5 separate regions of the Homo sapiens genome follow, and all the other regions are linked to region 3. The links are chromatin loops, found by intact Hi-C in ENCODE. Cell type or tissue: heart right ventricle. All regions are shown on one strand. Links, peaks and the distances in the headings refer to the core of each region. The heading gives the core; the rest is flanking DNA.

What was found. Hi-C counts contacts between places; a loop is a spot of excess contacts. Peaks named below come from ENCODE experiments on the same cell type or tissue, not always from the same donor. Only the 100,000 strongest peaks of a DNase experiment are listed, where the experiment ranks them.
Region 1: a loop joins it to region 3, with 5 times the contacts of the local background. A loop is called at or near these places in 49 of 110 quality-filtered maps.
Region 2: it touches region 3 in a loop (3-fold over the local background); 2 of 110 quality-filtered maps call a loop at or near these places.
Region 4: a loop joins it to region 3, with 13 times the contacts of the local background. A loop is called at or near these places in 49 of 110 quality-filtered maps.
Region 5: a loop joins it to region 3, with 8 times the contacts of the local background. A loop is called at or near these places in 41 of 110 quality-filtered maps.

The regions. Positions count from the first base shown.
Region 1 is chr12:96,583,373-96,587,372 of GRCh38, forward strand. All of the region lies in intron 22 of CFAP54 (cilia and flagella associated protein 54), which reads left to right. Among named protein-coding and RNA genes, the nearest start is that of CFAP54, 96 kb to the left of the region's middle. In heart right ventricle, for the core only: no CTCF peak of the experiment used is centred there; no DNase peak of the experiment used is centred there.
Region 2 is chr12:98,153,392-98,157,391 of GRCh38, forward strand. No RefSeq gene overlaps it. Among named protein-coding and RNA genes, the nearest start is that of MIR4303, 160 kb to the left of the region's middle. In heart right ventricle, for the core only: a CTCF peak has its summit at 1,644 (motif pointing left); no DNase peak of the experiment used is centred there.
Region 3 is chr12:98,395,240-98,399,239 of GRCh38, forward strand. No RefSeq gene overlaps it. Among named protein-coding and RNA genes, the nearest start is that of TRD-GTC1-1, 110 kb to the right of the region's middle. RefSeq lists an enhancer at 3,613-4,000. In heart right ventricle, for the core only: a CTCF peak has its summit at 2,470 (motif pointing left); a DNase peak (open chromatin) is centred at 2,462; H3K4me3 peaks cover 954 bases; H3K27ac peaks cover 556 bases.
Region 4 is chr12:96,574,541-96,580,780 of GRCh38, forward strand. CFAP54 (cilia and flagella associated protein 54) reads left to right here. Exons shown (of 68, transcript NM_001306084.2): 20 at 2,045-2,221; 21 at 6,057-6,149. Among named protein-coding and RNA genes, the nearest start is that of CFAP54, 88 kb to the left of the region's middle. In heart right ventricle, for the core only: a CTCF peak has its summit at 4,171 (motif pointing right); no DNase peak of the experiment used is centred there.
Region 5 is chr12:96,983,534-96,987,533 of GRCh38, forward strand. No RefSeq gene overlaps it. Among named protein-coding and RNA genes, the nearest start is that of NEDD1, 78 kb to the left of the region's middle. RefSeq lists a silencer at 2,017-2,236. In heart right ventricle, for the core only: CTCF peaks have their summits at 2,120 (motif pointing left), 2,321 and 3,601 (motif pointing right); a DNase peak (open chromatin) is centred at 2,131; H3K4me3 peaks cover 835 bases; H3K27me3 peaks cover 1,812 bases.

The DNA of each region.
Region 1 (4,000 bases), core at 1-4,000, 1.8 Mb before region 3:
TGATTTTAGGCAAATTGGTCTCAATTTTCCTATCTGTAAAATGGATGTAAGACAAAATGCCATATTTGAGTGAATTGTTGAACTACCAAATCAAGTAGTGAGTGGGCACAATGGCTTACTGAGATAAGAAAAGGAGGAATATCGTTTATTTAAGAACTACTGTGTACCAGGCATTTAAAATTTATTATTCCACTTATTATAATAACTCCATGAGGTAGTATGATTACTTTTCTTTTATAGTTGAAGGAACAGATTAATTTAATCCTTCCTCTGCCAAACCCACTGTATCCCTAAAAGGGTGTCTCAGGGAGGTTAAGAAATGTACCCAAGGTTGCTCAGGTAGCAGATGTCAAGCCTGACACTTGGACCAGCTCATGCCTTTGGACTGCTCTGTCCAGGTTCCAGGAAGTCATGTATTGGACACCTAACATGTGCCAAGTCTCCTAGAGCCTGCATCTCTCCAATCTATTAAGTGACCCTCTGCTCCTTAGAGAGCTCCTCTTCTCTTTAACCCTCTTCCTTCCCTTTCACTGTCTTTACCTCTTCCTCTATCAATTTTCTTTTTATTCTCTCCCTGTGTTGGTGTTAATCAGCAGGTCTTCATGATCTGTATTGGCAGTAGAGTTTGATGTTGGAACATGAATGCTTTGTCAGCAATCACGATGGTGGCAGGTGAAGGGGAAATGAAGTTCACACGACTCCCACTTTGTATGTGAATTCATTAAAACCCATTATTAATCAAAACTCCTTTTATTAATAATGGTTTGTCTTTTGTCTATTTTATTTTTCATTCAAATAAAAAAAAAATAGGCCCAGTGTAGTGGCTCACGCCTGTAATCCCAGCACTTTGGCAGGCTGAGGGAGGCAGATTGCTTGAGGTCAGGAGTTCAAGACCAGCCTGGGCAACATGGCGAAACCCTGTCTCTATTAAAAATACAAAAATTAGCCAGATGTGGTGGCACGCACCTGTAATCCCAGCTACTTAGGAGGCTGAGGTGGGAGGATTGCTTGGGCCCAGGAGGTGGAGGTTGCAGTGAGCCAAGATTATGCCACTGCATTTCAGCCTGAGTGACAGAGCGAGACCCTGTCTTAAAAACAACAACAATAACAACAAAAAGAGTTTTAACTCTTCTTTTCCCTCTCATCCTCTAACTGAAGATTACCACTCTTTCCACTCATCTATTATTTATGGATGAATCATTTAGTCAATGTTTATCTTGTGCCAAGTTATATGCTAGATGTCATCACTTCATCCTTTGAAATATGTTTTTTTTTTTTATCAATCTCATTACAATGACAGTAATACTTGTTTAGATAATTCTGACTTATAGTTTCAGTTAAAACCCTGATTGCAAGTCATGGAACCAGCTCAGCTTGGGGTAATGCAGCTAGGCCCTGGGAATGCAGCAGAGTCCAAGCAGCTCTAGGTCTCATACTTCTGGTTCACCCTGTGCGTCTGCTTTCTTGTATTTTTCTCTAAACATTAGCTTTCATTACTTCTCCATCTTTGGAGGAAAGGTGGCAGTTCCTGAGTTTTTATATATCCCTCAATTTAAGCTATAAATGGAGATCAGCTGACTAGCCTCTAACTGTGGCTCCAAATTCCTGGGAAAGAGAATGTGATTGGCCCACCCAGTATAATAAAGAGTCTGATCTCTCTCTCTCTCTTTTTTTTTTTTTCTTGAAATGATCTTACTCTGTTGCCCAGGCTGGAATGCCGCTGATCTCATTTTCGATGTTTGACAACTGACTTGTGACTTGTTTTTATTTTTTTGACTTCTTTTTATTATTTATTTATTTTTCTTTGAGTTGGAGTCTCACTCTGTTGCCCAGGCTGGAGTGCAGTGGTGCGATCTCAGCTTACTGCAACCTCCACCTCCCGTGTTCAAGCCATTCTCCTGCCTCAGCCTCCTGTGTAGCTGGGATTACAGGCGTGTGCCACCATACCTGGCTAATTTTTGTATTTTTAGAAGAGATAGGATTTCATCATGTTGTTTGAAAACGTTAGGGCTTTTACTCTAGCTGTTCCTTCTGCAAATGCTCTTCCCCCAGAGAGCCATTCCCTCATCTCCTTCAAGTCTCTGCTTAAATCTCACCTTCCTTGATCACCCTATTTAATATTGTAATCTACCTTCCATTCCCCCACTTCACAGACCTAAGACTGGTCACGAACTCCTGACCTCAGGTGATCTGCCCACATTGGCCTCCCAAGGTGCTGGGATTACAGGCATGAGCCACAGCGCCTGGCTGCAACTTGTTTTTAAACCTCACCCTTCTTTTTGCCTTTGGCCCCACATCTGGGCAGGATGATAAGAAGGCCTATGAGCTCTCCTTTTTATTTTGTGGCAGCAGGAAATTTAAACCTTACAGCCAGCATGGACTTTCCCCAGTCCTATCTCTCAACTCCTATGAAGGCCCAACCTGCTTTCTCCCTCTGCTTTGCCCAAGCCAGCCCAGACAGTCATGTGCCTGCCAAGCTTTCCCAAGAAGTCCCTTGTGTAAGCAATATACTTTCTCTCAAATTTTCCTGCTGTATGGAGTGTCATCAGTCTTAACATCAGAACCACACTTTGGATGGGGGCCCATCTTGCTTTGCAGGGGAGTCTCTAACAACCTTGTTATAGTCTAGTACAACTGCTGGGTGTCCTTCTCTGTGGGTAGAGGGATATTATCAGGAAAAGAGGATTTTTAAATTCACTCAACACATTATTTGAGTGCTTACTCTGTGCCAGGCATTGCCCCAGGTTAGTGACTCTAAAACTTGAGTGCACATAGGAATGACTTGGAGTACTGGTTAAGCAGATTGCTGGATGCCACTGCCAGAGTTTATGATTCACTAGGCCTGAGTTTGGGTCTGGGAATTTGCATTTCTAACAAGTTCCTGGGTGATGCTGAGGCCCAGGGACCATACTTTGAGAACTGCTGTTCTAAGCAACGTGAACAGAATGCCATGGTAGGAGATAGGTAATAAACAATGACCACAGTAAACAAGTAAATTATCTAGTATTTCAGAAGATAATGAATGCTATGGAAAAACCAAGTGGAGTATGTAAAACGAATTGGAAATGTGAAGTAGGGGAATGGAAGGTAGATTACAATATTAAATAGGGTGATCAAGGAAGGCGAGATTTAAGTAGAGACTTGAAGGAGATGAGGGAATGGCTCTCTGGGGGAAGAGCATTTACAGAAGGAACAGCTAGAGCAAAAGCCCTAAGGTTTTCAGAAGTGTACCTGGTATGCTTGGTAAACAGCAGGAAGCTTGTGTGACTGGAGCAGAGGGACCCATGGAGAGTAAAAGGGACAGGTCAAAGAGCTAAGGTGTGAGTGGGTAGATGGGGAGCAGATCATGAAAAGACTTCCAGGGCATTACAGGGACTTTGGCTTTTGACTTGAGTGAAGTGGACAGCGATTGGACAGTTTGGAGTAGTGGTATGATGTAACGTGACTCCTGTTTTTAAAGGTTCACCCTGGCTGCTACATTGGAAATAGAACGTAAGGGGGTAGAGTGGCAGCACCATCCACTGCTGTAACCCAGTGAGAGGTGAAGGTGGCTTGGCCAGTGTGCTGGTAGCTGATGTGGTGAGAAGTAGTCAGTGTTTGGACATGTTTTGAAGGAGGAGCTAACAAGAGTCCATAAAGAGAAAAATAAAAGATGACCCTAAGGTATTAGCTGACCAATTGAAAGGACAGAGTTGACATCAACTGAGTTGTGGAAGGCTGTGGGTGGTGGAGGTTCGGGGGAGTGGGAGATCAGTTCAGTTCCAGGCATGTTGAGGTAAGGTGTTTAGTATATATGGAGAGAATTGTTGAGTAGTCAGTTAGATGTATGAATCTGGAGTTTGGGGAAGGGGTCTGGGCAGGAGAGGGATTTGAGAGTGATAAAACTATAGGACTAGGTGGTATCAATAAGAAATGAGGGTAGACAGAAAAGAGGAGCAGTTCACAGAGTGAACCCTGGGGCATACCAATATAAAGAGGTTGAGGAAAAGAAGTAAAAGGA
Region 2 (4,000 bases), core at 1-4,000, 240 kb before region 3:
GGAGATGGTATTGCTAAAGTTCAAGAACCGAGGAAGCCAGGTAGAAATAGAAACCATGTAGAAGACTGCCCTGCGGGATCTGGGGCCACAGACAATGGGACTATCCAGTGGGTCTATGTGGAAACAGCTGACACCAAAGAGGACCAGCATTGCTGGGGTTGCCCCAAGAAACAAGGAGGGACAATGGAAAATACCCTGGCTTCTCCCTTTTTCTAGTTCTCAAATCTCCCTCCACAGCCTCCTATCAGTACAACCCACACAAAAGCAGATTGGCTGAGGAGTTTGGGAAATATACTTTGTTTTGTATGAGAAGGGTGGAGAATGGATTTGAAAACAAGCAGGCAAGTGACCAGCACATTCACCAACCCCATGAAAGTTTCCTCCCAACTGGTCTCTTGGTTTTCATTCTTGCTGCCCTCCCATCTTTTCTCTAAGTTGAGATCTCTTTAAATGGATTCTCATCACTTCCCTTCTTCTACCCTTCAGAGGCTTTCTATCACTTTGAGGATAAAATCTAAACTCTCTACCACAGTCTACAAGCCCCTGTGTGGTCCTTCGTCTGCCCATCTTCCCAGCCTAATTTCAGTCACTCTTCCCCTCACTCACTGAGCAACAACCCCATGAGCTGTCTTCTACTCCCTCCAATGTGTCAAACTGCAGGCCCTTCACACCTGTCCTTCCATATGTCTGGAAAGATCTATTCCTCCTGCTTTGGCTAAATGCTACTTTGTCCTATGGCTTTCAGCTTACAAGTCATTTCTTGGGAGGGGCTTTCCCAGACCTTCCCCATTTCAGTTAGATGCAACTTTTGTGGTCTTAATCCCCATATGTTTCCTTCATGGCACTTAACAATATTGATAGGAATATATTTGCTTGTGTCTCTATTTTTTTTTTTAACATTGGCTTGCCACTTGTCTGGAACCTGAACAGTGGGGATCTCACCGAGTCTTGTCCCTGAGGTGGCTGCTGCATCTAGCTCCATGCCTGGCACAGATAGGTGCCCACTAAAGAATGGTAGAGGATAAACACAGAGGGACAGTATGATGAAAGCATGTTATTTAATTCATAAGCTTTTCCAAAGTCCATCTGGTCTCCGTTCTGCCCCTTCATTGAGAAACCCAGGAACTAACCATCTTTGAATAAAGTCTCCCCAATGGTAAATAGATTTGCAAAGCTGCTATTGCTAAATTGAGCTTCAAGGATACATTTTTTTGACTTCTGTGTTTGGAAGGACAAAAAGTTCATCATGTCCTTTAGAGAATAACTCTTGCTGAGAAGACAGGAGAATTCTGAAGCTGCCGGTTACCTTTGCGCAACAACATGTGAAAAAGCTTCCCCCTTTTTATTTCCAGTCAACACTGTAGCTTGTCCTTATTTTTTGTGTGTGACTATGATTTTGTTATGCTTTGTAATGTGCATTTAGTAACATAAGGATATCACAGTATGTTTATGTTACTCATAAAAGACCATACCATTCTTTCTGGATGTGAGCACATTTTTAAAAAAAAGAAAGAAAGAAAGAAAGAAACAAAACAAACAACAACAACAACAAAAATCTCTTTTAAGTAGGTTTTGTTTTTCAAACAGGAAAGCCTACTGGTTTAATACAAGTTAAGGACACGTCCAGGGTTGTAACCACGGCCCCTCCTTGTGGCAAAACACATGCAATGACTCCACATACCATCTCTATTATATCCGCTCTATCTAACCTTTATCAGCAAACCAACAGAGGAGCACCCTACCCAGGCAATCTTTGTCTGGAATTTCAGCCATGGCTTTGAGACATTTCTCATCGTTTCCTTACCACACTCCCCAAAGCATTTTCTTAGTGGGGCAGCCCTCAAGTCTTTAATTCCAGCTTGTTATTTCTCTTCTTACAGAGCTAAGCGTGTTATTAATAACAGCAACGAAAAAATTAAGTATGGTGTGCACACTAATCTAAAATTTTGAGCTGGCAATTAGTTGGAGTGAAATGCAATTAGATGTTTTCCTTCAAGTCCTAATTTACATGCTGGAAAACATGGGCAGCCTTTGCAAGTAATTGCAAAAATAAGCCCTGCTTTTTGTGTCTGTGTACAAATACGAAGCTCCCCAGCACACCTGCCTTTGCCTAAATAGAATAGAGTCCCAGGGGTCTCCTTGCTTTATGATCACTGAGATATACAGCAGAAAAGGAACTGATCAGCCTTTAGGTGAAAATGTGTTTTCTCTCCACTGCAGAAATTTAGTATTAATTGACATTGACATAACCCATGGAGAACTGGGGTGCATAAATAAGTCTGACAGTTTTTCCATGTAACCCCATGAGGTGAATTGAGGCTCTTCAGAGCTGCAGCACCCCTTTGTGTGCACTCAGAGTAATAGCTGATACAATTCAATCCGTTAAACACTTCATGAGCATCTACCCTATACAACACTACTAGGAGCCCTGGAGGAAACATATCAAATGAGATACTGTTGACATCTTCAAGAGGGTACAGTCTAGTAGACCAGACAAGACACACACACAAATATCACCAACGGATGGGCTCCATGGGTATAGAGAGGTTACACCCCTGGCAGCTGCACCTCAGTGTCTCCTGAGGAACAAGAAGTGGAGGTGTCTCAGCAAATATATCAGCACCCCAAGAAAAAATCTAGTTTCAGCTCAAAGCTCAATCAAGAAGTTATTCTTGTAATACAAGGATATGGAGGGGGAACTTCCTATCATTGCAGAAAAGCAAAGTACAGAAAGAGGAAAGTAGGGTGATTTTGCAGAACATAAAAGCAAAGGAAAAATCCAGGACTATGTGTTTTCTGCAGAAAGCATTAGGGCTCTGATAGAAGTAAGCAACATCTTAGTACAGATAAGTGTTCAAAACAAGGAGTTACACATAGAATCCAAGAGCCAGTAGAACTTGGATGATACAAAGAGGAAAAAATAAAGAAGCCAGCACAGAACAGAAACCTTTCTGCTGGCCACACCACTGAGCATTTTATTAATTCCTTAGTGAGGAGAAAATTAGCAAACATCAGAATCCTCCCCATATATAATGTATAAGTCCTTATTTATAAGTAATTTTGCCTTCTAACTCCACATGGTTCTCATTTCATAGCATGGGTTCAGTTATTATTTAATTATCCTTACCCCATATTGTTTCAAAAATAATTTAAAGCAACTAACATTTTTATTTTCTTCATAAAGTCCCAAGATAAAGAGCTCCTTTTAGATAGTGTCATATACACAAAATCTAAACTGAGGAACCCCATCTGATGGCAGTGATTATGACACCTTGTAAAATGACACAAGTGTCAGGACTTTGTTGTGCCTGAGTGCACCATAGATTACAAAAATGCAAAGTGCTGTAGTCAGGATACAAACAAAGAAAAGAAGTAATTGCAGCTGGAGAGACCAGGAAGAGCCTCATGTGGGAAGTACCGCTTGCAGGATGGATGGGAGTGTAGGAAGAGAGGCATTCCTGACATAGAGAATAGTGTGTGCAAAGACATGGAGGTAGGAAAGGACCTGACTGTGCACATTTTAGAAAAGAAGAAAACAGAGAAATGCTTTGTCATTTATGTTCTCAATTTTTTTAAAGTCCTTGCTCTTGTTCTATATCAGGAATACTCAGGAGATGAAAAATAGCACAGAACCTTTTTCCCTGTGACAGACGATGAGATGCTAATGGAGCCAGCCTCACACTAGGTGAAGGTCCATTGCATAGGGTTATGGGTTATGATGGGATTTCAGAGTGAATATTCTTCTTAAAAATATTCTTACATCCTTATATTTGGCTTACCTTGAATTTCTCTACAGGAGCAAAATGTTTCATTTTACAACTGGCAATAGTGTTTTAAAGGCAAATACTCTTAGAAAAGGCCACAGAGGCCGGGCGTGTGGTGGTTCATGCCTGTAATCCCAGCACTTTGGGAGGCCAAGGCAGGCAGATCACCTGAGGTCAGGAGTTCGAGACCAGCCTGGCCAACATGGTGAAACCCTGCCTCTACTAAAAATACAAAA
Region 3 (4,000 bases), core at 1-4,000:
CTCCAGCCTGGGGGACAGAGCGAGACTCCATCTCAAAAAAAAAAAAAAAAAGTGCAAAAATTAGCCAGGCATGATGGCACATGTCTGTAGTCCCAGCTACTTGGGAGGCTGAGGCAGGAGAATCACTTGAACCCAGGAGGCAGAGGTTGCAGTGAGCCAAGATCGTGCCATTGCACTCTAGCCTGGGCAGCAGAGTGAGACTTGGTCTCAAAAAAAAAAAAAAAATTATTTGAAGCCTAGCATTCTATTCCAACCAAATGATGAGTCTAACGTGAGGATAGAATACTGACATTCTCACACAAGCAAGGTTCAGCTTGTATCTCCTATGCATTATCTCTTAGGAAGTTACTGAAGGATTAGGCTTTTGCAAAAGGAGAGAGAGAAAGCAAAAAGAGGAAGACAGGGTTTTTAGAAAAGTGACCCACCAAAGAAGAGTGGTGGAGGGAAGTCCAAGGGAGAGAGCTGTGAAGCAGGCCATGGGGGAAACAGTGGGACAGAGGACTAATTATCCGATTGTTTTTGATTTGGGGAGAGGGAGGCACAGCTGGCTGCCTACCCACAGCCATTTCCCCCTTTGTACATGCCACTGGATTTTGTTTGGGCAGCAATCTGCCCAGCTCCCATGGATGAACTGAGACTGGCCTAAACCTTACACTAAGACTTAGTTTTAATTTTAAAACACACACATCAGAGCCTAGTAAATTCCTATGCAGAAATGTGAAATCTCCAAGTAATGTTTTTTCTGCCACCTTTTGAGAGCCCCTTAACCTCATGCAGCCCCAGAGGGAAGAACACAGCTTCATTTTAGGAGTAAACAAGAATCTAATTTTAGAAATCCTCCAAGATGTTGACCTTTGTATTGGGATCTGTCAGTCTAAGACCCTGGGTCTTGGATGGGTTATTATAAATTAAAATCTAATACACCTTCCTTCTCTCTGGATCTATAATGCCTCATTCCATCAGCAACGTCCAGCTTAGGTGTGCAGTACAGCCCCATGAGGTAGATTGTTGTGGTTGCCAACAATTCATCTAATAAAGGCATGTGACCAATTCTGGCTTATGAGATATAGGGCAAGACTTCAAGAGGATTCTAAGAAAGAATGTGATCCCTAGTCAAAGAACAACAGAAGGCAAAGGTTCAGTTTTGGCTCCTGCCATCCTCCTTCCTGCTTCCTACTTATGTAGAATAAGAACATGCTCCTTGGAAGTGCAACAGGGGTCTTGGGACCACCAGAAGAGATCTGGCCAACATATTGAGGATGGTGAAAAAAAAAAGACAGGGACAGCCGGGTCTACATCCACCTCTAAATCTACCCCGGAACCACCTACAGCCATGATTCTTATTTTATGAGATGATTCTATGTCTTTGTTTTTTGTTGTTGTTGTTTGGGGGCTTTGGGGGGTTTATTTGTTTTGTTTCTGTTTATGGTTTTGAGACGGAATGTTGCTCTGTGGCCCAGCCTGAAATGCAGTGGCGCAATATCAGCTCACTGCAACCCCCGCCTCCCAGGTTCAAGCGATTCTCCCACCTCAGCCTCCCGAGTAGCTGAGATTACAGGCACGCGCCACCACACCCGGCTAATTTTTTTGTATTTTTAGTAGAAACAGGGTTTCACCATGTTGGCCAGGCTGGTCTCAAACTCCTGACCTCAGGTGATCCACCCGCCTTGGCCTCCCAAAGTTCTGGGATTACAGGCATGAGCCACCGAGCCTGGCCATCTTTGTTATTTAAGCTATTGTTAGTTGTGTGTTTTGTAACTTGAGGCCAAAAGCATCTTAGCTGGTATGAAAAATACCACGGACAGGCTTTGTTATGTGAGAACATCTGTTTAAAAAAAAAAAAAAAACTAACAATGGGTACCTTGAAATCTGAGCAGATAAAAATGAGACCATCATTTACTCCACGAGGAATGGCCAATGAACTTGTGGAAAGATGTTCAGCCTCACAGGTAAAATAGAAACACAAAATTGAAATCACATTTAGATACCATTTTATGCCCATGATACTGGAAAAAACAAATAATAAAAATCTGACCGTTCCAGAAAAACCCTCAGGCAGCAGGTAGGCAGGGAAGGGAACCTCGGGGCTGTGGCTGTCAGTGGCCCAGGAAGCCAAATTTGCAGAGTTTCCTTTTGATGCCACCTGCCGCTCGGTCTGAGGCTTCCCTCGGCTTCCTCTCCACTTTCCTCATCCCTGACTGAGCCCCAGGCAGAAGCTGCGAACTCGAACCGGCTTTGGAAACATACACATGTAACCACATTCTCACCCTTTTGAATTTAATTCCACAGTATAATTAAGCACATATACTGCACACGCACGGCTATAATACCAGCTGTCGCTTCAATTTGAAAGTGTACATTAAATAAATCCAAGTAAGAGGCAACAATCTCTGAGCCTTAGGCCTTGGGGAGGAGCCACTCGGCAGTCCCGCGGAATGAACATTCCGTGTGACACACTGCCACCCAGTGGCCACAATGGAGACTGTCAGAACCAGGAAACTGATCCGCGCTTTGGTTGTCCTTGGACCTGAAGCGCCTTGCAAATGCTCGGAAATATTCTGAACCAAATTGAGTTGAATTAAATGTAATTGTGCCGGGCGTGGTGGCTCACGCTTGTAATACCAACACTTCGGGAGGGCGAGGCGGGCGGATCATCTGAGGTCAGGAGTTCAAGACCAGCCTGGCAACATGGTGAAACCTCGTCTCTACTAAAAATACAAAAAAATTAGCCGGGTGTGATGGCGCACGCCTGTAGTCCCAGCTACTCGGGAGGCTGAGGTGGGAGACTCTCCTGAACCTGGGAGGCGGAGGTTGCAGTGAGCCGAGATCGCACCACCGCACTCCAGCCTGAGCTACAGAGCCAGACTCCATCTCAAAAAAAAAATGTAATTGAGTTGGAGTAAAGTGAAGGGAATTGAATTAGCATAAAATGAACAGGGGTATGTTGGGACAAAGACCAGGGTTTGGTGAACTGTTCCTAAACCCATGCAAGCACTGTATACTTTAGGCCAAAGGGAAGCATCCTCTCTGCATCTTGCACCAAGGAGAGAGTTTTGTCAGAAAAGATCTCAAAAAAGTCAGGTGTCCGTGTATGTTCTGGCTAAATGAAGGTCAGATATCGTCCACCAGGTCTACAGTATAAAGCCAGTTTCTAATACTTTACAAATAAATACTGAATAAACAAATACAGGCCAGGAGCGGTGGCTCATGCCTATAATCCCAGCACTTTGGGAGGCCAAGGCAGGCGGATCACCTGAGGTCAGAAGTTTGAGACCAGCCTGGGCAACATGGTGAAACCCCATCTCTACTAAAAATACAAAAATTAGTCGGGCATGGTGGTGCACGCCTGTAATCCCAGCTGCTCGAGAGGCTGAGGCAGGAGAATCGCTTGAACCCGGGAGGCAGAGTTTGCAGTGAGCCGAGATCACGCCACTGCACTCCAGCCTGAACGACACAGTGAGACTCCATCTCAAAAAGTAAATACAGAAATAAACAAACATGTGCAAACAAAATATGAACTCAAACCTTAATAAACAGGCCGAAATGAAAGGAACAACTCCTCAACTGCCACCATCAGTCTTGGGAGCCCCTTCCTTGGTGTCCAGCTGCACCTAGAACCCTCAACTCCCATTCCAGCTATTTCTGCCTTGTGTCGTGGCGGCAGGTTTAAAGACCTCTCCCCACTTTGGGTTGTGAACTCCTACATTTTCTTAGCACCATGCCCATCATATAACAGACAAGAAATGGGAGGGAGGAAGGGAGGAAGGGAGGAAGGGAGGCAGGCATCCTTACTGTAGCACTGATATATAATTTCAACAGAAACCATTTCTGTCTGTTTTGACACAGGCCTGTGGTCCCCTAAACAGAGCTTCTGCCATTTTCGTGAGGCTTTCTGGCTGTAGGGGTGATCACAGTTACAAGCTGCCCAAGTTCTTATTTGGCTTCAAAGAGATCCCCATTTTTCTTTTGCTTTTTGTTTAATTTGGTCTACTTTCTTCCT
Region 4 (6,240 bases), core at 1,997-5,996, 1.8 Mb before region 3:
TTTTCTAATTTATTGACTTAAAAAAATCTGTAATGAATGTTAAAAAATGTTTGAAATGTCTTTTTGGCCATTGAGCACTATGATCATGTTTTTTCTCATTTAATTTATGGATATATTAAATTATATTTATATACTTCCTAATGTTAAACTGTCCTTGCATTCCTGGGAAAAAGACAGTATTATTACAGTTCATTATTTTGTTAGTATATTGTTAGAGTGAATGTATTAGTATTTTATGTATTTTATTTAAGGTGTCTGCATTTGTATTTGTGAAATGACTGGTCTGTGTTTTTATGTGTAGTTGTTTTTCAGACGGTTATCAAAGTTAAAATAGTTTTATAACATTATTTGAGAGGATATCTGTTTCTCTCTGTATTTGGAAACATTTAAAATGGCATAGGAATGATCAGTTCTTTGAGATTTAAAATATTTTGTTTATGAACTCATTTGAGCCTGACACTTTTATATGAAACAATTTTTGGGTAACATTTCTAGTTTCTTTGAACATTATTATTTCTGTGTTTAGGTTCCTGCTTTTTGAGTCAGTTTGCTGATTTTGTATTTTCATCCCTAATGACTAATGACGTTGAACATCTTTTCATGTGCTTATTGGCTATTTGTGTCTTTTCTGGAGAAATGTGTATTCACATTCTTTGCCCATATTTAAAAGGAGTTATTTTCCTTTTTATTATTGAGTTATAAAAATTCTCAGTTATAACAGTGTATATAAGTGCTGAATACAAGTCTTTTATCAGATACATGATTTGAAAACATTTTCTCCCATTCTGTAGGCTGTCTTTTCACTTTCTTAATGGTATCCTTTGAAACACAAATGCTTTTGATTTTGATGAAGTCCACCTTATCTACTTTTTCCTTTGTCAGTGTGCTTTCGGTGTTCCAGAACACTTTAAGTGAAAGCGTAATAATAATAATAGTTCTGATATGGCAAAACAGAATGTTCCAGAGTGCTTAAAATGAAAGAAAGAGGAGGAGGAGTAGTAATCACAATCATAATCATAATCAATGTCTAACATTTATTGACTGCTTACTCTGTTCCAAACACTAAGCATTTTAAATGCATCATTGCATTGAATCTTCCAAACACCATTGTGTAACTCAAGGTCACAAAGATTTGGTCATATATTTTCTTCTAAGGGTTTTATAATCTTAGCTCTTACATCTGAATGCATATTTCATTTTAAGTTAATATTTGCCTATGGTGTGAAGTAGGAGTTGAACTTTATTCTTTTGCATGTAATGTCCAATTGTCCTAGCACCATTTGTAGAAAAGACTATTCTTTCTTTATCAACACTTTAATTTTAATCTTTACATGGGTTTTTACTTAGAGCTCAGTTAGAGAGTCTTTGCCTTTTAATTTAAAAGGAATTGTAACCCATTTACATGCATTATTATTATTGCTTATGTATTTAGCCCTACTTTTGAAATGTTATTTAGGTCTGATTTTTATATTTCTCTTTTGTTTTATGTGTTATCTCTCTGCATATAACCTTTTTAAAAAGTGGTTGCCTTTCCATCAGCTTCACAGAATATGGTTTTTCTATTTTATTTCTTCTTGCTGATAAAAAGAAACTCTCAATAATATTTATTTCATAAACCACATATACCAATATTCTTATTATTTGAGAGTCACACTTCAGCTGAATTAGGGTAGCTGTGTAATTCATCAGCATAAATGCAGATGATTATGGTATGAACCTTTTAGGGAAAATGAAATGTGGTAGATATTCAAAAGGTTCAATTTAAAAATGTACTACCTCATATTCATGTATGATAATAATGATAAACATATAAGATACACAAATATAATGCCATTGGTGATCATGATTAACCTTATCTAGTAGGCATCTTTTACTTTTGCAAAATCATTAAATAGTTGAAATATATATGTATATATTTGAGCCTCTGAGGCTTGAAAAACTGCATATAAAAATATAACATTGTTTAACATCACTAGAATTCTATAAACGTAAATAGAGTTCAAGCTCTTGACATATATTTTTCTATTTTCATATTTCATTATAGGAAGCATATTCCTTAATTCAGAGGATTGAAGCTGAACAAAATGCCCTATATTCCTATCAGAAATATTTGGAAAGTTCAAAAAGAAAGAAAAGCAGAGTCCCCCCTCCACCTATCCTGCTGTCTCGAACTCATTGTTCTGTGACACTCAAACCTGCTCCATTTACTTCAGAGGTTAAGGTATGGTGTCCAGTAAAATTTTTGCCTCATGCAAAGCAACATAAGTACTTTTATAACTACCATGATTCATACTTTGATTGCTTTTAGGAACTGGATAGTCTTATTCATAAGCACTGAACACTGGATTAATATTCCAATGTCTTATCTATACTTAGTTTCTCCATGACTTGTTGCCCCTTATGCTGTTATATTTATGATATGCTCTGTATTGCATTGCTATACCCAAATATATTGTTAGGAGAAACAGTAGAGAAGCACCTCCTTGTAAGTATCCTTGTCACCATGACACACCATATGCTGACATCCTCGTGTGCTCAAGATGGAAGTCTCACTTGAAGTGGAATCAGACATTTGAAGAGGGTAGAAGTTACTTCAGAGCCAGTGATGGTATGAGGCAGCAGAGTGTGTAAAATTTAGGGGTGATGAGTCTAGAGGTTCTGCCCAAAGTCCTTCCAAGTAACTGTAGATTCTTTCAACACAAGCAAAGGACAATTCCAACCATATTATAAACCATACATCTTTGTGTATTTATTGGAAGGTGAGCTTTTTCTCCCATCCCTGATGCCTCAGAACTTGGCCTATATGTGACTAAAACTTGAGATTCAGTTTCTTCACAAGAATTTGGTTCTACCTAATTTATATTTTACAAACTACACTTTCCTCTTTGGGATGATCAACAACATGCTCTTTGATGTTACATAAAAATAAAGTTTTATCTTTGTATCTTTGATTCTCTTTAGGATGTTCTGCTTGAAGTTATGTCAACTTGGTATAGTAGAGAGAACATAGGCTTTGGAGTCAGACAGATTTAGGTTTATAATTCTAGCTCCAACCTTTCCTGGAAGTCTGACCTTAAGAAAGCTAAATACATTTCCTGAGTTTTTTTTTTCATTTGGAAAGTGTGTTTATTGTGAAAATTAAATGAGATAATATATAATATTCTTGGCATATTAGCTGATATCTTTCCACTTCTTGTATTAAATGTTAAGTAGTAAAGCTTACTCAAAACAAGTAATGGGCTAAGCGCGATGGCTCAAGCCTGTAATCCCAGTACTTTGGGAGGCTGAGGCAGGCAGATTACCTGAGGTCAGGGGTTCGAGACCATCCTGGCCAACATGGTAAAACCCTGTCTTTACTAAAAATATAAAAAATTAGCTGGGCGTTGTGGCAGGTACCTGTAATCCCAGCTACTCAGGAGGCTGAGGCAGGAGAATCGCTTGAACCTGGGAGGTGGAGGTTGCAGTGAGCCGAGATCACGCCATGACATTCCAGCCTGGGAGACAGAGCGAAATACTATCTAAAAAAACAAAAAATAATGAAATGATAGACTGTGATTACATTATTTGGTAATATTTTTTGTGGATTCTGTCCAATGAGCATTTATTGAGTGCCTGTAATCTGTCAAGCTCTGTGCGAGGTAATTGAGGTATAAAGATAAATATGGATTAAATGTGCTTGCATACTTTGAGCAGCTTCAGGAATGGCAAATGGACATCAGTGAGAACTGATGACAACCTTCATAGTGCTTTATAATTGTGAGAGGAGGGGAATAGAAGTGACATTCATCTTATACCTAACTGTGCTATGACAGATGCATTACTGCTGTTGATACTGGTTTTAAAGTTAAACTTTGGATTTTTGGAATCTGTTTAAGAATAGAGCTTCACTGATTTTGGAAAATTAGTGCAGAACTAAGACCACGTGCTTTACTAAGAGTTTTTGTTTGCTTTTGTTCAAATATTTGGGTTTCTTTAACCAAAATCTTATTCTGTATGTACTTTAATTTAATGATTAGTTTATTTCATTTCATAATTCTTGGAAATAGGAAGATATAAGAGTCTCATATTTGGCCTATAGTTTTAGGACTCATCAATGAGGACGTTATAGGAAGTTTATGTGTATTACGTTCATTTAGAGAGTTCCAGGAAATTATCACCATCTGTTACCTTCTCATCAGCACTAGATGGTGCTATGGGCTTAAATAAGTTTTCTGGGTTGAGGCTTCAGCCATCTTTTGTTTTCTCAAAATCTCTTGTTGAGGCATTCATTTCATTAAAATCTACTTTTGTAGTTGAAAATGCTAATGTTATTTATATTACGTATAAACTGTTCTAAAGTTAGTACTGATTTGTTCATGATGTCTCTACCCTTATGTAGATTCTAATTACACATTGTTTCTTAGAGTTACATAAACTGATATGTCTTCATCTGTGGAACAAAATAAAAATATAAAGCCTGCTTGTAAAAATGCTTTTAGAGAGAATTTTACCCTCCAAATTCTGGTTTATATAATAGAACTTGGAGCAATAGTGATATAAATCATAGAACATAGTCTTTCTGCCTTTTTTCTTCTTTGAAAAATAGTATCTTTTTGCATGGGAAATCAAAGGAAGTTAGTTTTGCATTTTTTTTTTCTGAGATTCATCTGATTTTTTTTTTCTACCCTATTCTCCAGCTTCAGGTTCCTTCTGTGTTCTCTTTGTCCTGTTCTGCCTTTGACTAGTGCTTTTTAATCAGTTGTGCATATCACAGTCACCTGAGAAATGTTCTTTGGAAAGACAAAGATGCGGAAACTTGCATCAGAAATTCTAATTCATTGAAGCTAGACAGGCTTGGGTATCTGTAATTTACAAAAATGGTTCATTCTGTACAAATTTGTATTTTAAAGAAGTAATTCTGGAGCACAGTCAGTGTTGAGAACCACTTGTGTCAATTGGACATAGTTAGTATTTTTCTGTTGACCTGAAGGAAGGAGTAGCAGGCACAAGCTGTAAGACGTAGTTGTATTTAGAGACAATTGTATTTTTTTTAGAGGCAATTGTATTTTTCCTTCTTTCTAGCTTGCCTTGTAGTTTAGGAGTTGCCTCTGGGAAGAAGGTAATGACACAGTCATGACCCCTATAACCCTCAGCAGTATGGCTTGTTCATAATACTACCCCGTCAGGTGTCACCTAGCTCCCTTTTTCTCTGTAGGGAGAATAGTTCATTCCAATAATGAATCTTCATTATCTTGACACCTCGGCGAAAGGATCATTGTCTAACTATTTAATCAAGGTTAAATTTTGTTGTTTCTGTGGGATTTATATTTTATGTTTGATTTATGTCTAATGTTTTTATTTAAAATATAAAATTAAACTAAATATAAAAATTATCAAAGTAATATCATGTTTCAGAAAATGTATAAATTGGAGAAAAAAATTGGCCCATTATTTACCTATCATCTTACCATTTTATCATCCAAATCCTACTGCTGTTCTTATTTAGGGGTGTTTTCTTCTAGGCTTTTTCATATGTATTTTTATATTTTATTTAAAATAATATATTTTAGTATCTTGCTTCTCTTTCCACTTGCTTTTTTTGTCATACATTATCATGTAAAATATGAAAATCACTTGAGTGTTAATCTTTTTTTTTACATCAAGACAAAGTCATTTTAGGAGTCAACCCTGCCACTATCTGTCTGATCTTAGGCAAAGTTATTTAACATCTCTGCATCTCCATTTCCTGTGAAGCAAAATGACAATAGTAATCCCATCTCATAGAGTTGTGCATATTAGAAAATATCTGTAAATTTCCTAACAGTACTTAGCAGTAGGAACTGTTCAATTAATGGTGGTTAAAATAATTAATAATGAATAATATCTTAGTCTTAATTGCCTCAGTAAACTAGCTAAGGTTACTTTTACTCTTTAAAGATTAAACCTAAGTATATTTGTAAACTTGGATTTCATGTTTTAAAACCTGAATCATTACATTTTTATTTAGAAAAGTATTTTTTTTGTTACATTGATATAAAAGAATGCCTTTTAAACAGGCTCATTTTTCTCGTCGGCAGGTCTCCTGGTACTGCATTTTGGGTTGCAAAGCAGAAGGAAGTTATGGAAAAGTACGGCTAAACAATAATCATCTCCCAAATTCAGGAGAAGCGGTACGTCAAATTAAACATCAGGAAATCTTACTGAAGCCTTTAATGATAATTAAATTTTTAAATGAAGTCATTGTTTTGGTGAATCTCTCTA
Region 5 (4,000 bases), core at 1-4,000, 1.4 Mb before region 3:
ATGATGGGACTAGGGCCCTTATAAGAAGAGAACGGAGAGAGAGAATCTCTCCCTCTGTCATGTGAGGATACAGTGACAAGAGGTCCCTCTGCAAAGCGGGAAGAAGGCCCTCAATAAAAACCCAACTGGATGGCCCTTAGGGAACCTCGATCCTGGACCTCCCATCCTCCAGAACTGTGAGAAAGAAATGTTTCTTTTGCCCCCGATGAATGACACTTGTTATAGCAGTCTGAAATGACTAAGCCACCTATGTAATCCCCTCCCATATGAATATGATGGGATACCACTCCCATGCTTAGGTTCCTCATCAGTGGATTTTGGATTGAACTAATCAAAAAGGAGATGATCAAATAAGGTGAGTTTTAAAAGAGAGATTGGGAGAGCATGAGGGAAAAGAGCTCATGCATGCTGGGCTTTATATCTAGGTGACGGGTTGATAGGTGCAGCAAACCACCATGGCACAAGTTTAACCATGTAAAAAACCTGCACATCCTGCACATGTACCCTGGAACATAAAAAATAAAATAAAATAAAACATTAAAAGCAAAAAAAAAAAAAAAAGAGAGAGAGAGATTGGGAGTGTGAGAGGGTCTATAGAAGGGACCATATGGCAAGGACCAGAGTGGCCTCTTGGAGCGGAGAGTAATCCTTGGCCAACAGCTAGCAAGACAGTGAGACCTCAGCCATACAACCTCAAGGAGATAACTTCTGCTAATAACCTGAGGGACCATAGAAGTGCCCATTTACCTAGTGTAGCCTCCTGATGACTATGCAGCTAGCCAACACCTTTAGTGCAGCTTCGTGACACCTTGCAAGAAGAACCTGGTGCCCAGATACCTGATCCACAAACACTGTGTGATAGTTAATATGTGGTATTTTAAACTGAATTTGTGGTAATTTGCTACATAGCAATGGAAGACGAATACGTCTTTATAAAATTTATTTTAAAGAAGAAATCAGTCTCAGCTGGGCTAGATAGAAAAAGGAGACAGACTCTGTCTTTCTTCAGACGCGGTTTGAGAAGTTAATACCTTAAAACACTTAATAGTGAGTTGAAAGGAACATTCCCATTTGTCCAGGGTCTGTTTTTACAAAGATACGACTCCCTTCAGTAGTTTAAGTTGTCATCTCTGATCAGTTCCTTTGAGGGAGAATTCCAAGGGAAAGCTTTTTGGTTTCCTGAAACCATTGGAAACCCGTAAACATACCTAAAAAGTGGGAAGGGGGAAGCTAACACCGAGAATGTCATTGAAAGCTTTTAATGAGGAAGATCTGTGCTGGAGATTGGCCCCTGAGCAGGTCCGCATCTCTCTTAGCTGAAAGACGTTTCATTTTTCTTGGGAAAGTGGCCAGTCTTTCAAAGATGCAAGGCCCCTTCCAGAAGGAAAGTTACCTTGAAGGTTCCACTCCAGCCCCAGTGCTATTTGCTTTATAGGTGGCAAGGTTTTGTCCCTTCCATTACTTCCACCCTCCTCTAGGGATTCAAGGTACGCGCTTATTCAACCACATCATTCATTCATCAAACTCTCATTGAGCTATTAACGTAAAGCAGGCTGTGCTCAGCTCTAGGGGACCAGGAATGAACTAAACCCCTGTATTGCAGAAGGAGGAAGCACTTGATGTCGACACTAGCACGTCATAATAATTAATAAGCACCAACATTTTCCGAGGGCTGAGCGTGTCCTAGGAGGTGGGCTAAGAGGACCCACATGCCAAGCCCTGTTTATGCTACCCCAGGTGAATCCCATTCAAATGTACTTTCCAAAAGGGCAGAAGCTGGGTCTAATTTGATTGCTAAGGGACCCCTTGTGTCTCCACTATGCTTGGGACACGGTGAAGACCTCAAAGTGTATTTCTTGCCAATGAATGAATGAATGAATATACGATCATAACTGATAACTGTGGCTTAGATATTAGTGTTATGACCATTTCCTTTGATGAGGAACCTGAGGCTTCAGACCAGTTAAATAATTCATCCTCGATAGCCAAAACCCAGATTCTCTCCCCCATCAGACCACACTGCCATCTCCCTGGCTCTACCGGGCACCCCACCTGGAACCTAAGCCCACAGCAGCGCGGGCTGCGGGCGGCGAGGCTCGCCGCGGGCGCCCTCTGTCGGCGCTCGGTTGGAGGCGCAGCGGCCCCGCGAGCAGACGCGCAGGTGAGCGGACCCGCGCTGGGGTGCGGGGCAGGTGCGCGGCCCTGGGGGACAAGGAGGGGGAGAGGGGCGAGGGCTAACCACGTCGGCCCCAAACTAGCTGCCTGTCTTTAAATGTTTGCTTTCATATTTGGAAGTGCTGAGCGGGCACTTCAGTGCGACCTGGATATCACCTGTGGGTTTCAGGGCAGTCATCCTTGAGACCTCTTGTTCCTCGGGAGACCTCTTGGCCTCTTTAAGGAGCCAGGGGTCGGCGGCGCACTTAGGGGAGAAGGAGCAGGAGAACTTGAGTTAAGAATTGCCCCCCGGATTGGAACCAGAGGTAGCGGGAAGCCAGCAAGGGCGAGGCTCTTTCTAGGAACTCTAGGTCCACCGCTTGCCTTTGGGGAAGAGGGAGGAAGGGGCCTTGGGGCGTGAAGTTGCCTTTGGGACATCAGCCAGAGCCTGCGACGCAAGCGCGGCCCAAATGACTGGGAAGCCGGAACCTTCGCTCCTTCGTTCCGAACCTTCTTTGTTCCAGTCCCGCCTGGCAGCGCAGGCCGTGCACTCCCCGCGCTTCCGGGAACCTGTTTGCTTAAGATAATCGCATCCCACTGATATTTGGGTTATTCTCCTTCATGCCGAAGTAATTAGACTCTCCACCGGTGTGGCACCCTTACTTAATTCTTCTAATTTCTTTAAAAACACAACATTCGCCCACATCCAAGGCAAAATTTACAATCAAGAAGATCCCTTCTTTCTTTAAAAGTGGCGGCTTTGTTCTGCTTTTAACATCAAGTAAAATCTACTTTGGGGAAGGTTTTTCGCTCCCCCCACCCGCATAATTATTTCTATTATTTATCTTTTATTTGGCCTATTGAAATTCTGAGCACACAAAGCCAACTTTATTAATTTCTCTCTCTAAAATTCCATCAAGAAATATTTATCTTTTACTCTTCCCATTGGAATAATATATTCCCTAGATGGTGAAATATAGCTCCATTTATTAGGAATCAGGTATAAAAAAACAGATAGAAAAAGCAGAGGTGGTGAATTATTCTAAAAAGATAGGACAAAAAAAATCAGTTGCCTCTGAGAGTTGGGGGAAGTGGGATGGGAAGAGGCTAGGCCATAGCTCCACGCATTTCACCGAAAGCAGTTTTGAGGATATTTGATTTGGAACCACTGTTCTTTCTTTTCATAATATTCAGCATGTTCCTAATCATTGTATTCCAGATATTGAACACAAGCTTTTAATCCCGTCTACCAAAATGTTTTGTGCCCATTTGAACACTTTTAAATTGAAATTCTAAATTAGTATTCATTGAAAACTGGTTTGACACAAAGAAAGGATCATGAATGAAACCTTCTAAGCCTTCTTTGCATTTCCAAGTGCGTGTTCAATTCTTTAGGAAAGTCATTGTTGTTGGTTTAGGGAGATTTACTCAATTCCCAAGTGCCACCTCCAGAGGGCACAGCTGTCTCAAAAAAAATTTGTTGGTTTTTTTTTTTCTTTTTTTTTTTTTTTTTTGAGTTTCTACAGTTTTACCCAAGCTGTTGAGTAAGGGGTCTCTATAGTCTATAATTGTGATTCCTGGTTTCCAAACTGGAAATACTTTTATTTAATATATTTAATATTTATTTAGATGTTATGGAAATCTATTATTTGCAAACAACTATGTAACATTTATAATATTTTATTTAAAAAAATGAAAAATTAAACCAAATGTTGTTTATTTGCCCCTGACTTAAAAATCTCTAATTCTCCTCAGTTTTAACTCCAGAGTCCAGCAAACAGCACCCATTATTTTTTTAATGTATTTAAAAGTTTATTTGCCTGACTTTATATTCCCAAGAGGTTGC